Regions from separate parts of the Mus musculus genome. Here region 1 is linked to region 2. A link is a contact called in ENCODE POLR2A ChIA-PET data. All regions are on one chromosome and are shown on one strand. Each heading gives the region's core, a stretch centred on a gene start or an enhancer-like site at or near the end of the contact. The rest is flanking DNA. Distances are from core to core; before and after follow the strand shown.

Region 1 (5,957 bases), core at 3,363-5,862, 86 kb before region 2:
TAATGGTTAGTGAGTGCCATTACAAACACCCTGGAGGCTACAGTGCCAAACATCACTCTCAATGAGAACCAGAGATGGAAACAGGCAGCTGTTGCAGGCGCCTGAAAGCGGCAGCTCCCATGTGCTTGGTTCTCTGGCCTTACAAAGAGGGGGGTGGGGAGGGAGGAAGAGAGAGAGAGAGAGGGAGAGAGACAGAGAGAGAGAGAACGCGCTCTGGTCTCTTACCTCCTTCTGAGTGTCCCTGCTTGAGACTATATACAATGGAATGACCTAAGACTCCAGGCCAGACACTAACCCCCAACCACCTTGGAGCTTAATCTCTTAAGATTTTCACCATGGAAATGGTTTCTATCTAGTTCCCCAATTTCAGCCTGTCTCCTAGCTGATTTTAGAGTTACCGCTTCAGAACGGGAAATGGCACAGTAGCCCTAATGAGGTTCTGTTGAAACTCTTGGAGGGGAAGCTATTTCTTCCTGTCAAAGAATGCCTTGGGTGGATAACTAACATTCTAAACTACCCGAAACATAAGAGTTACCCCACTGGGCTGCTTGCTGAGCCACCACACGGAACTCCAAGTGAGGGCAAGTGAGAGAAGACGGGAGGAAGGAAGGATGGCAGTGGATGTCTGACCTTCTTTTCAGCATCTGACCCATCTCCTCCAAGGATCTGGATAACTCACTAGCTTCCATCATAGCAGTTAGAAACGGCTTCTGGCACCAAGGCTCTTGTAGCAGTGCAATGAGAGCAAAGCCTGACTCTTATTTTAAAGGAACCTTCCAGACTTGGAAGGACTTGGGCTTCCTGCCACTGGCATTTGAGTAAATGAGATGCTAACCGTGACGGTTAGTTTAAAATGTTAACCTGGCACAACCTATAATGACCTGGGAAGAGTCTTAATTGAAGAGTAATCTAGATCAGGCTGCCAGTGGGCATATCTGTGCAAGACTGTCTTGATTGGCCATTGATGTGGGAAAAGCCCAGCCCAGGTGGCCTCATTCCTAAGCCAGAAGTTTTGAACTGTGTAAGAGAAGTCAAGCTAAGCACAGACAAACAAGGAACACGAATTCACGTCTTTCTCTCTGCTCCAGACTGTGGACATGTGACTGCCCTGACTTTCCCTCAGGAATGAAATAGAACTGAAACTAGAACACCAAAGCTTAGCAAAGGAACAGGACACACAGTAAAAAGAAAGATACACGGTGTCTCGTGAAGCCCAGAAGATTGAACGAATGAGCCTGGCGCCCAGCCACGATCAGGAACCTCGAGACTGGGGCAGTATTTGCAGATCTTCCGGCAGCTGCTTCCCCGATGGTTCTGATACTTCCAGCTCTGCCTTTCCCACATTTGGAGTGCCAGATTCCTAAAAGGAACACCTCACTTGCCACTGAGGCCGTCACAAACATGCTGAGTTGACCACCCAGGATGGCAGAGCCCTCCCAGGAAGCCAGCTTACTAGGTGGGAAGAGCTGCTAGGGTAAAGTCCCACAGGCTGAGTGCGGTCAATTACCCCCTCAATTCTGGAGACCAGAAATTCAAGATCAAGGTGTCTGGAGGGCCAGTTCCTTAGGAGAGCATCTATTCTTTCCCTTTTTCCTGGCTTCTCAGAGCTTGCTGACATCCCTCATGATTTCCTTAGTGTTTTTGTTTGTTTGGCTTCTGGATGCATTATCCTGATCCCCGCCTTCAAGTTCTGGCATTTTCTCTGTGCACAGGTCTCTCAATGTCTTCTTTTTCTAGAGACACAAGCTACATTGGGTTAGTGTAACCTTCTCTCAACGAATTACCTCCTCAGTGACTCTGTTTCTAGCTGAAGGAAGACTTTGATATATAAACCTGTATCGGGTGGGAAACATTTCCCCCTGAAATAATGAAAATGGGGAGAAGCTGAAGACAGCAGACCTGAGACAGCAGAGCCTAAGGGAAGGAGGAAAGCCAGTCAGCTTTGGTGTTGGGGAAAGTGTGGGTGAGAGGGACTCTAAGGCAAGAAAAGTACTCAGGTATGTTGGTGCATGCCTGCAGTCCCAGTGCTCAGAGGTGGAGGCAGGAGAATCAGGAGTTTAAAGCCATCTCCATCCGCTTCATCTCCAGGTTTGGGAGAACCTGGGTTGCTGGGAAACTCTAAAACAAGTAACAACAAAACAAAACAGGAAGAGAGTGAGAAAAGGGCCATGTCGAACCGTCAAAGGCTCCAGGGGCCACCATACAAAGAAGAGCACCTGCTGGACTTGGTGACAAGGGTGCCTGCTCCCTACAAGGAAGATGTTGGGCCGGGCGTGGTGGCGCATGCCTTTAATCCCAGCACTTGGGAGGCAGAGGCAGGCGGATTTCTGAGTTCGAGGCCAGCCTGGTCTACAGAGTGAATTCCAGGACAGCCAGGGCTACACAGAGAAACCCTGTCTCAAAAAAAAGAAAAGAAAAGAAAAGAAAGGAAAGGAAAGGAAAGGAAAGGAAAGGAAAGGAAAGGAAAGGAAAGGAAAGGAAAGGAAAGGAAAGGAAAGGAAAGAAAAAAGAAAAGAAAAATTCTAGCCTGGCAGTGGTGGTGCTCGCCTTTAATCTCAGCACTTGGGAGGCAGACAGGGGCAGGCAGATTTCTGATTTCTAGGCCAGCCTGGTCTACAGAGTGAGTTCCAGGACAGCCAGGACTACACAGAGAAACCCTGTCTCGAAAAAAAGGAAAGGTAGAAAGAGCAGAGGTTTAAAATGCACTAGGGACATGGACTGAGGGTGGGACAGTTCTGTTAAGAGAAGGTTGATGGTGACAAAGGGCGCTAGGGATTATGCCAGGTGTGAGCTCCATCACTGAGCTATTCCCCCCACCATTTTTTCAGTCTGGGTTTTTGTTGTTTGTTTTTTGAGACTCTCCTGTAGCTCAGGTTGGCTTGGAAATCATCATGTATGGTCTGGAGCTGCTGATGTCCCAAGTGCTGGGGTTACAGGCAACCTATAATCACAGTCCCATGCCTTTTAAGATGCATTTTCATGGAACTAGGAGAAGACAGCTCAGTTGGTAAGGGGCCTGTTGTGCAAACACAAGGGCTTGAGTGTGACCTCCAGAATGAATGTCTTGTTCACCTGAAGTCAGACTTTGACTGAATTGAACTACCCCTTGTTGTTGTTCTTTTTTGCTGTTGTTTTTCTTTTTTGTTTGTTTGTTTGTTTGTTTTTGTTTGTTTTATTTTGTTTTCCAGACAGGGTTTCTCTAGGTAGCCTTAGCTGTCCTGGAACTCACTCTGTAGACCAGACTGGCCTCAAACTCAGAGATCCGCCTGCCTCTGTCTCCCAAGTGCTGGGATTAAAGGCGTCCACCACCATGCCCGGCGAGCTGTTGTTTTTCAAGACAGGGTTTCTCTGTGCAGTCCCAGGTGTCCTGGAACTTGCTCTGTAGACCAGGCTGACCTCAAACTCAACTGCCTCTGCTTTAAACTACCTCTTTTATCTGCTAGCCCTACCCTGGAGTACTGGTTAAAAACAGTAGTGGCCTCATGCCTCTTCAGACTCAGGAAGTTCGGAAGGGACCTTAACAAATCTGTATTTTAAAAGGCTATTTAGGAACTGGAGAGATGTTTGTCAATAAGAACTTGCTGCCCTATCATCAGAAATCAAGTTCAAATCTCAACACCGACATCCAGCAGTTCACAAATGCCTGCAACTCGAGGTTCAAAATAGCTGAGCTTCAAAAAGCAGGCATATGCTACATACATGTCAACACTACAAGTAAGTCTATAATAACAAAAATTGTATTCAAGCCAAGTGTAGTGGTGCATGCCTTTAATCTCAGCATGCTTTTAACTCCGTGAGTTCCAGGACAGCCTGATCTACATAGCGAGTTCTAAGACAACCAGGACTACCTAGAGAGATTGTCTCAAAAAACAAAATGAAACCAAAACGGCAAAACAAAATAAAATACAACAACAACAACAAAAATCAAGACAAACAGAAAAATCCACAAAGCTCTCCACAAAGCTGTCTTCGAACCATCATGCTACCTCACTAAGCTGGTAGAGCACATGACACTTCATGGGGAAATGAGCATTCTCTCCTTGATTTTTTTATTTCGTTTTTATTTTTGTTTGTTTCACTATAAACTCAGGCTGGTCTGAACTTGCTATGTAGACCAGGCTGGCCTCAAACTCACAGAGATGTCTCTGCTGCCAGAGTGATGGGATTACAGGCATGGACCAAAGCGTCTGGCTCATTCCTCGTTCTCCGTGTTAAGTCTACAAGTAGTCAAGCTCCCAGAGTTGGAATCAGGACTTCAACCTTTCACTCGCTTCCAAACCACAACCGGTGACCCTGTCGCCATCACTTTTCCTTGTTCTGATATGTCTGAAGTCCTTATCCACGCAGATTTAGCCAATCCCTTCCCACTCAGTCTACAACTGAATCCACCCGCAGCACAGAGCCAGCAGGGGTAACGGGTGGGGCTCGGGATGAAGGAGAGGAAGGAATCTGCCAGTCTCTGGGTTCCCAGTGCTGCCTTAAGAGCCACCGCCCACTCTGTGACTCGCTCAACCGGGTCCTCCCAGCAACCGGTGCCACGGAAAGGCCAGGCTGGAGTTCCGAGGGTGTGGCCAATCCATAGCCACAGCCAATCACACAGGGTCCTCTAGTGAAGCTGTTAGTTGACAACGTGAACGACCCGAAACTTCTGGGGACCCAGCCTAGAACGCGACGCTCGCACGGCGAGTCTCGAGTCGGCGCGGAGGACGGAGCGGACCCGGGAAGCGTCTAGAGGAGGCCAGGGTGAGACCGGGTCCCCAGAGGAGCCCTCGGAAAGCTCGGGAATGGAGCCGCCGCAGGTCCCGGCGGAGGCGCCCCAACCCAGGGCCTCCGAAGACAGCCCGAGGCCGGAGCGGACCGGGTGGGAGGAGCCGGACGCGCAGCCCCAGGAGCTCCCGGAGAAGTCTCCGTCTCCAGCCCTGTCCGGTTCCCCTCGCGTACCGCCGCTCAGTCTGGGCTACGGCGCCTTCCGCCGCCTGGGCTCGTGCAGCCGCGAGCTGCCGTCTCCGAGCCCCTCGTGGGCCGAGCAGCCCCGGGATGGAGAGGCGGAGCTGGAGCCCTGGACGGCGTCAGGAGAGCCCGCACCCGCGTCCTGGGCGCCCGTGGAGCTGCAGGTGGACGTGCGCGTGAAGCCCGTGGGCGCGGCTGGGGCTAGTCGCGCGCCCTCGCCTGCGCCGTCCACGCGCTTTCTCACCGTGCCAGTGCCCGAATCGCCAGCCTTCGCCCGCCGCTCCGCTCCCACGCTCCAGTGGCTGCCCCGCGCCCCGTCACCAGGCTCCACGTGGAGCCGAGGATCGCCGCTTGCCGCGAACGCCACCGAGTCTGTCAGCCCCGCTGAGGGTTGCATGGTCCCCCCGGGCTCGCCCGCCTGCCGCTGCCGCTGCCGCGAGCCCGGACTGACCAAAGAAGATGACGCGCTGCTGCAGCGCGCAGGCATAGATGGCAAGAAACTGCCGCGGGCCATCACGCTCATAGGTGAGTGCTCAAAAGTGCTCGTGCCCGGTCCCTGAACTAGACTAACCAGAAGCCAATCTGGCTGCCCCCAAATCCATCCTGCTTCTGTCTCAGAATTAATAAGAATCAACCCAGGATCCTGCCCCTAGCCCTCCTCCCGGAAACTTTCCTTCCTTCTTAGTGTGCGCAGCATCTTGGAGAAGTAGAACTCTGGGTAAGGTGAGGGGAGATGATTCAGAATCACGTGGCAGTGGTGGCCTGGGTACACTTCCAAGGGCTGGGCTCCTTTCCGCCTTCAGGAGGGTCACCCATCAGCACACACGCTGAGCTGGCCCCGCGCCAGATGGCATGTGTTTTGCTTTGCGTGTGAAGGAGAGGCAAGTCTAGCAGTGCAGAAAGCCCCTGTGTTGGTTTACTTTTTCTTACTGTGATAAAATGCTGACCAAAAACAACTTGGGGAGGAAAGGTTGTATTTGCCTTACAGGTTATAGTTTATCATCATG
Region 2 (5,585 bases), core at 16-2,515:
GGTAAAATTTGCCAATATTTACTGAAGTCTCTAATACGTGGTCTAACAAAATGGAGGTCTCTCGGTGGGAAAAAAAAATAGGCCTAAACACTTCTACAAAATGGGGCCAAACACACCCACTTTAAGAAACCATGGTTTGGGTCAGATTTTCCACACACACGAAAAAAAAAAGTTGATTCTGTAAGGGCTCGACGAAGCGTCCCTGGAACTGGGGGTTAGTAGTGGTTTCGTTAAGACCAGGGAGGGAGGGGATGTTTCTCTCCACACTCTAGAGGACGGCGGCGAGGGGTGATCCGAAAGCCCAGAGGAAAGGAGCTGGAGCTGGGGGTGGAGACCTGAGCGCCCCGCCGGTCCCTGATCAATAGTCAAACTGACCGCCCCACTACTCCAAGACAGACTTGGGCTCTCCCAACCCCGCCAAGTCAACAGCAAAAGGCACAAACTCCCCTTTCTGCTCCCAGGCCCCGCCTCGCCGCATTGGCAGCAGTTCCCGCCAATCCGCACGGTCACCGCCCCCAAGACCGCCTGCCAAGCCCTGATTGGACTGGAAGAGAGACGGGGGGGACCTCGCGCTACCAATCTGGGAACCCCTTACTCGGCCGCACGCGCGCGCCCAAGTGCTCCCTCGGAGGCCTCCCCCTCCCCAGGCACGGCCCCTCCCCCACCCCCAGGGCTCTGGCAGCGACTTACCGTCCCGAGAGGTGCCCATTAACTGGTCCAGCATAGCGCGCATCTGGGCCTGCGCCGACATGGCGGCGGCGTAGCGGGCGGGCGGTCGGGCGGGCAGGCAGGCGGGGGTGGGGCACCGGCCGGGCCCTGGCGGGCGGGGGACGAGGGGAAGGGGTGGGGGAGGTGCGGCGCTGTCTCGGTGGCCGCCGCGGCCTCGAGGCCCGCGAGTAGGGAGTCGGAGGGGTCGTGGAGAGTCCGGGCTGCGCTCCTCACGACGGCGTGAACGCGGAAAATGGCAGCCCCCCTAGAGAGTGAGCCCTGGTGCCCTCACTCTCCGTCCGGTTCCTGAGACAGACGCGACACAGGCTAAGCCGACTCTCGCCTCCTCCCGACACCAACACCCGCCAGAAGCCGTCAACCCCCCCCCCCAGCAAGCGAGCTCTGACGCGGCTCGCAGCCGCCGCGACGGGAGCGCGCACGCAGCTCGCGCCTAGTCGTTTCCCGTGGGGGTTCGGCCAATCGCCATCCACGTCGCTGCGCTCCGCCCTGCCCCTCCTACGAAGGGTCCCACCCTAACGGCTCCCGAGCGCGTTCACGTCTGCTCACCCCGCCCCTCTCGGAGGCTGAGTCTCGCGAGAATGATGCTCTTTTTTTTTTTTTTTTTTTTTTTTTTTTTAGCCTACTCCGAAGCCTCTTCGGCCCCGGGCGTCTAAGCAGCAGGTCACTTAGGCCTTTGCTGTTTGCCGCCCTGGCGTCCAGCCGCAAATTAGCCAGTGCCGAGCTTAGAGCGAGTCGCAGTAAGTAGTGCGACAGAAGTTCTCAGGGTTAGTGCTTTCCCGACGGATGCTGGCGGAATCGCAAGCCCGTGGGAGCCCCGAGCCCGAGCGGAGGACACCTAACCTTATCCTCAGGCCACTGCCCCTCATCAGTGCCCGAGTTCGGGACATGTCAGGTTCAGGAAAAAGAAAAAGCAAACAAACCGCGAAATCAACACAGTGGAAATCAGGCCTCCCGACCCCTTCTGCTACGTTTAGGACAGCTGGAAGCTGCTAGTCTGAATTCGGAGCTGGGCAAAGTGAGAGCTTGGGACAGGCCATAATGCAGAGCAGCGTTTCCGTGGGGTTCTTGGCTGACTGTCGCCCTGCACTCCCACGCCCTGCTGACTGCGACCTTCCAACCGTAGTTGATTTCTTAATCTCAAGGCTGGTGGGGCTGAGGCCAGAGTGAGCCAACGGGAAATACTTAGGCCACGGCTGCTTACCGGTTTTCGAAAAGGAAAAAAAAACTGGCGAGTCTTTTAAGCTGAAACGTCGCAACTTTAGATAATAACTGGGAAATTATGGATATTTTTTGCCGTTTCATTATAATTGCCCATGCATTGAGGAACTAAAACTTCAAACTAGCGCCAGCTTCATATTAAAATCATATGAAAGAATCATCACAATTCCAAGGTTTAACTAGGCACTGAGCCGATGCAAATTACGTTATCTAGTCAGCAACTTGCCAAAAAAAAAAAAAAACACAATTATTCAGAGTACTGTTTTTGAGACAGGGTGTCAATGTTATGAGAAAAATAGCCTTAAAAAGTGAGAATACCGGAGACTCAGCATAGGTTAGGAATGGAGACATTTTTCACCTCTGCAGAAGTTAGGCATCACCCTGACACAAAAGACAAACTGAGCTGCCAACTTAGCATAAAACTGTTTAGTTGTTGTTTGGGTTTTTGTTTGTTTTTTTAATTACATGTCGTCTCTCTCCACTTTTTCTTCCCAACTTTTGGTTTTTTCGAGACAGGGTTTCTCTGTGTAGCCTGGAACTCACTCTGTAGACCAGGCTGGCCTCGAACTCAGAAATCCACCTGCCTCTGCCTCCCAAGTGCTGGGATTAAAGGCGTGCGCCACCACACCCAGCTTCTTCCCAATTTTTAACATTACCCTCTCTCCAAATTCCTCAGCCTTCTGGTTCAAGACACAAATATTACCCAGTGAAGTGCTTGAAGCCCAAGGTGGGCACCTGCTCCTCTTCCATTTGTGAGCCCAGCTGTATAGACGACTGCCTGCTACATTTCAACCCTAGGATCAATAGCAAGGGCCTAAACAAGCAGCCAGCTGCCAAGTAGGGATCATAGGGCCTAGTGTCTCCTATTTATCCGTGATTCCATAACCAGCTTTAGCTAATTGCAGCTCACACTAACAAAGGACCAAATGATTTATTCCTTAAACTGTGTAGCTCTAACTGCCCGGAAACTTGTCATCCTACCTCAGCTACTCTAGATTTAGGCATGTGCCACAATGTCTGGTTCAAAAACTAAATTCTAAACAATTCCAAACAACTACTTGCAGAGATCCTTTGAAAATTGTTGTACAATGGGAGCTGGAGAGTCTTAGAAGTTAAAAGTCTTTGGATCCCATCACCCTTTCGACTGCTCACAACCCTCGAACTCCAATGTCAGAATTGATATTTTCTTTAAGACACCAAGCACATATATACACATACATTGAGATAAAACAATCAAATACATAAAAATGTTTTTTTAAAAAAGGAAATTGATATAAATAGAAAACTGCAAACTATGTTCTAAAGAGATTCGCTATTACCCTGTATGCAGTATTATCATGAGAAACACATTCTTAGAAAAGTACACAAAAATGCTGAGTAATTAGGTTGAAGTGTTTGTGGATTTTGTTTGTTTGAGACAGGTTCTCACCGTGTAACTGTGACTGGATTGGAACTGACTGTAGACCAAGCTGGCCTGAAACTCAGAGATTGTTTCAGAATGGAAACAAAAGGAAAAGGATATAGGTTAGTGGTAGATCACTTCTTTAGTGCTGGTAAGGTCCTGGTTCCAATCCCCAATACTCAGAAGGAAGAGAAGGGAAACAAAACAAACCTTACAAAACACATTAGCCTAATTAACTTGAATATAGTTCAAAAATTGCATTGCTTTCTTTCCCCGTCACATAACTGTAGAAGATAAGCATCTGCTGCTTTTTTGGGGGTGGGGGGTTCGAGACAGGGTTTCTCTGTGTAGCCCTGGCTGTCCTGGAGCCCACTCTGTAGACCAGGCTGGCCTCGAACTCAGAGATCTGCCTGCCTCTGTCTTCCGAGTGCTGGGATTAAAGGCGTGCGCCACCACACCCGGCTAAGCATCTGCTTCTTACCAAATGTTTTTATTTGTAATTCAAACTCTCAACACCAAGAAAGTTAACAGCAAAATAATAATTCAATGCTTTAGAGCAGAAATTCCCTCCCTTTGTGTTGTGACCAGGCCTTTTGATTTGTAGGGTTTAGTCCAACTGGAAAACAGAAACATTTATTTTTGTGCAACAGTGGGAGTGTAGCACAACTTTCAGAGCTGATTCTCTACTACCATGTTAATCCCAGGAACAAATTTAAGGTTGTCAGGCTTGGCCGTGGTGGCAAGGGTTTTTACCTGTTGAGCCATTTTCCTACCCCAAATCCAGGGATTTGAGCATACTAAACATGCCTTCTATCACTGAGCTGCATCCAACTCCTGATGTTCTATTTCAAAGCAAGTTTCATAGAATCAGGGTTCATATATTCACTTTCCTTTTTATTTTGATACCTCTACCTCCCATTTGAAACATTTTTGTTTGAGATTTTCTTTGAATAGGGTTCAGGAAAATGCAGCCCAAAAACTGAATCCACACTACTGTTTTGATTAGTTTGGGGTGGACAGTGTTACTCTTTTGGCTTTGTTGATTGGCTGGTTAGTTTGAAATAGGATCTCAGTATGTAATCCTGGCTGGACTGGAACTCACTATATAGACCAGGCTTCCCTCACCTCAAACTCATATAGATTTACCTGCCTTTGCCTCCCGGGTACTAGGATTAAAGGCATTCAATACCATGTTTTGGGCTTTTGTAAAACAATGTGTCACATAATTCAGGCTGGCCTTAAAGTTGCTATGTAGCTGAAGATAACCTTGAATTGGTCATCTTGCCTCTTCTCAAGTGCTGAGATTACAGCTCAGCAGCACTGTCTGTTTTTAATCAAATCTCACTGGAATATTGCCAGGATCACTCATTCTCATACTATCTACAGTTGCTTTTGCCCTTTAACCAAGAGTTATAAGGTCATAAGACACTACTATATTTAAGACTTACTCTTTTTTCCAATTGTTTTGTTTTGAGATAGGATTTCTCTGTGTGGCCCTGGCTTTCCTGAAACTCCCTCTGTAGACCCATCTGGCCTAGAACTTGGAGAGCCACTTGCCTCTGCCTTTCTCGAGTGCTGGGATTGAAGTTTGCCCCACCACTGCTCAGTAGAAATACCCTCCCTGAGTTCTAATGAAAATAAATAGGCATTGATATTTGAAGTCTGTGGAAGGAATACATAGAGCCAAACCAAAGCTAAAAGAATTAAGCCAAGTAGGGCTCTGCACAAAGAGGACGTGCAAATTTGTGAAGTGTTCTGTTTAATTTTTTCCTCAGGTGAAATTATACTTTTGGTTGTATATATTTCTACACTTATTTCTTGGTGAGTGTAAATTTATAATATGGAAAATATCAGTATAAATAGAATTTCTTCTATGAACTATTCACTCTACAAAATTTAAAAATTATTTATTTACCTGAAATGCTAAACTAGTTCAATCAATGAGCTTCAATGGGATTAGAACTAGAAATATTAAATGTTAAAATTCTTTTCCTTGTAGGAGGAAAGTTGAATTTTAAGATACTTAAGGCATTTTAACCTTCATGTGGGTTATTAAAAACTGGTAGGGGCTGGTGAGATGGCTCAGTGGTTAAGAGCACCGACTGTTCTTCTGAAGGTCATGAGTTCAAATCCCAGCAATCACATGATGGCTCACAACCATCCGTAACAAGATCTGACTCCCTCTTCTGGAGTGTCTGAAGGCAGCTACAGTGTACTCACATATAATAAAATAAAT

Evidence for each region. ChIA-PET counts read pairs that join two places held with the same protein, here RNA polymerase II (POLR2A).
Region 1: POLR2A ChIA-PET joins it to region 2 with 44 read pairs in Patski. The contact joins the promoter of Klrg2 here to the promoter of Luc7l2 in region 2. POLR2A ChIA-PET finds 5 or more read pairs at or near these places in 3 of 5 experiments (Patski and embryonic stem cell).

Annotation. Positions count from the first base shown.
Region 1 is chr6:38,635,894-38,641,850 of GRCm38, reverse strand. Klrg2 (killer cell lectin-like receptor subfamily G, member 2) reads left to right here and starts at 4,612. Exons shown (of 5, transcript NM_001033171.2): 1 at 4,612-5,475. The coding sequence starts at 4,785.
Region 2 is chr6:38,547,014-38,552,598 of GRCm38, reverse strand. It overlaps Luc7l2 (LUC7-like 2 (S. cerevisiae)), which reads right to left and starts at 1,265. Exons shown (of 10, transcript NM_138680.3): 1 at 691-1,265. The coding sequence starts at 751.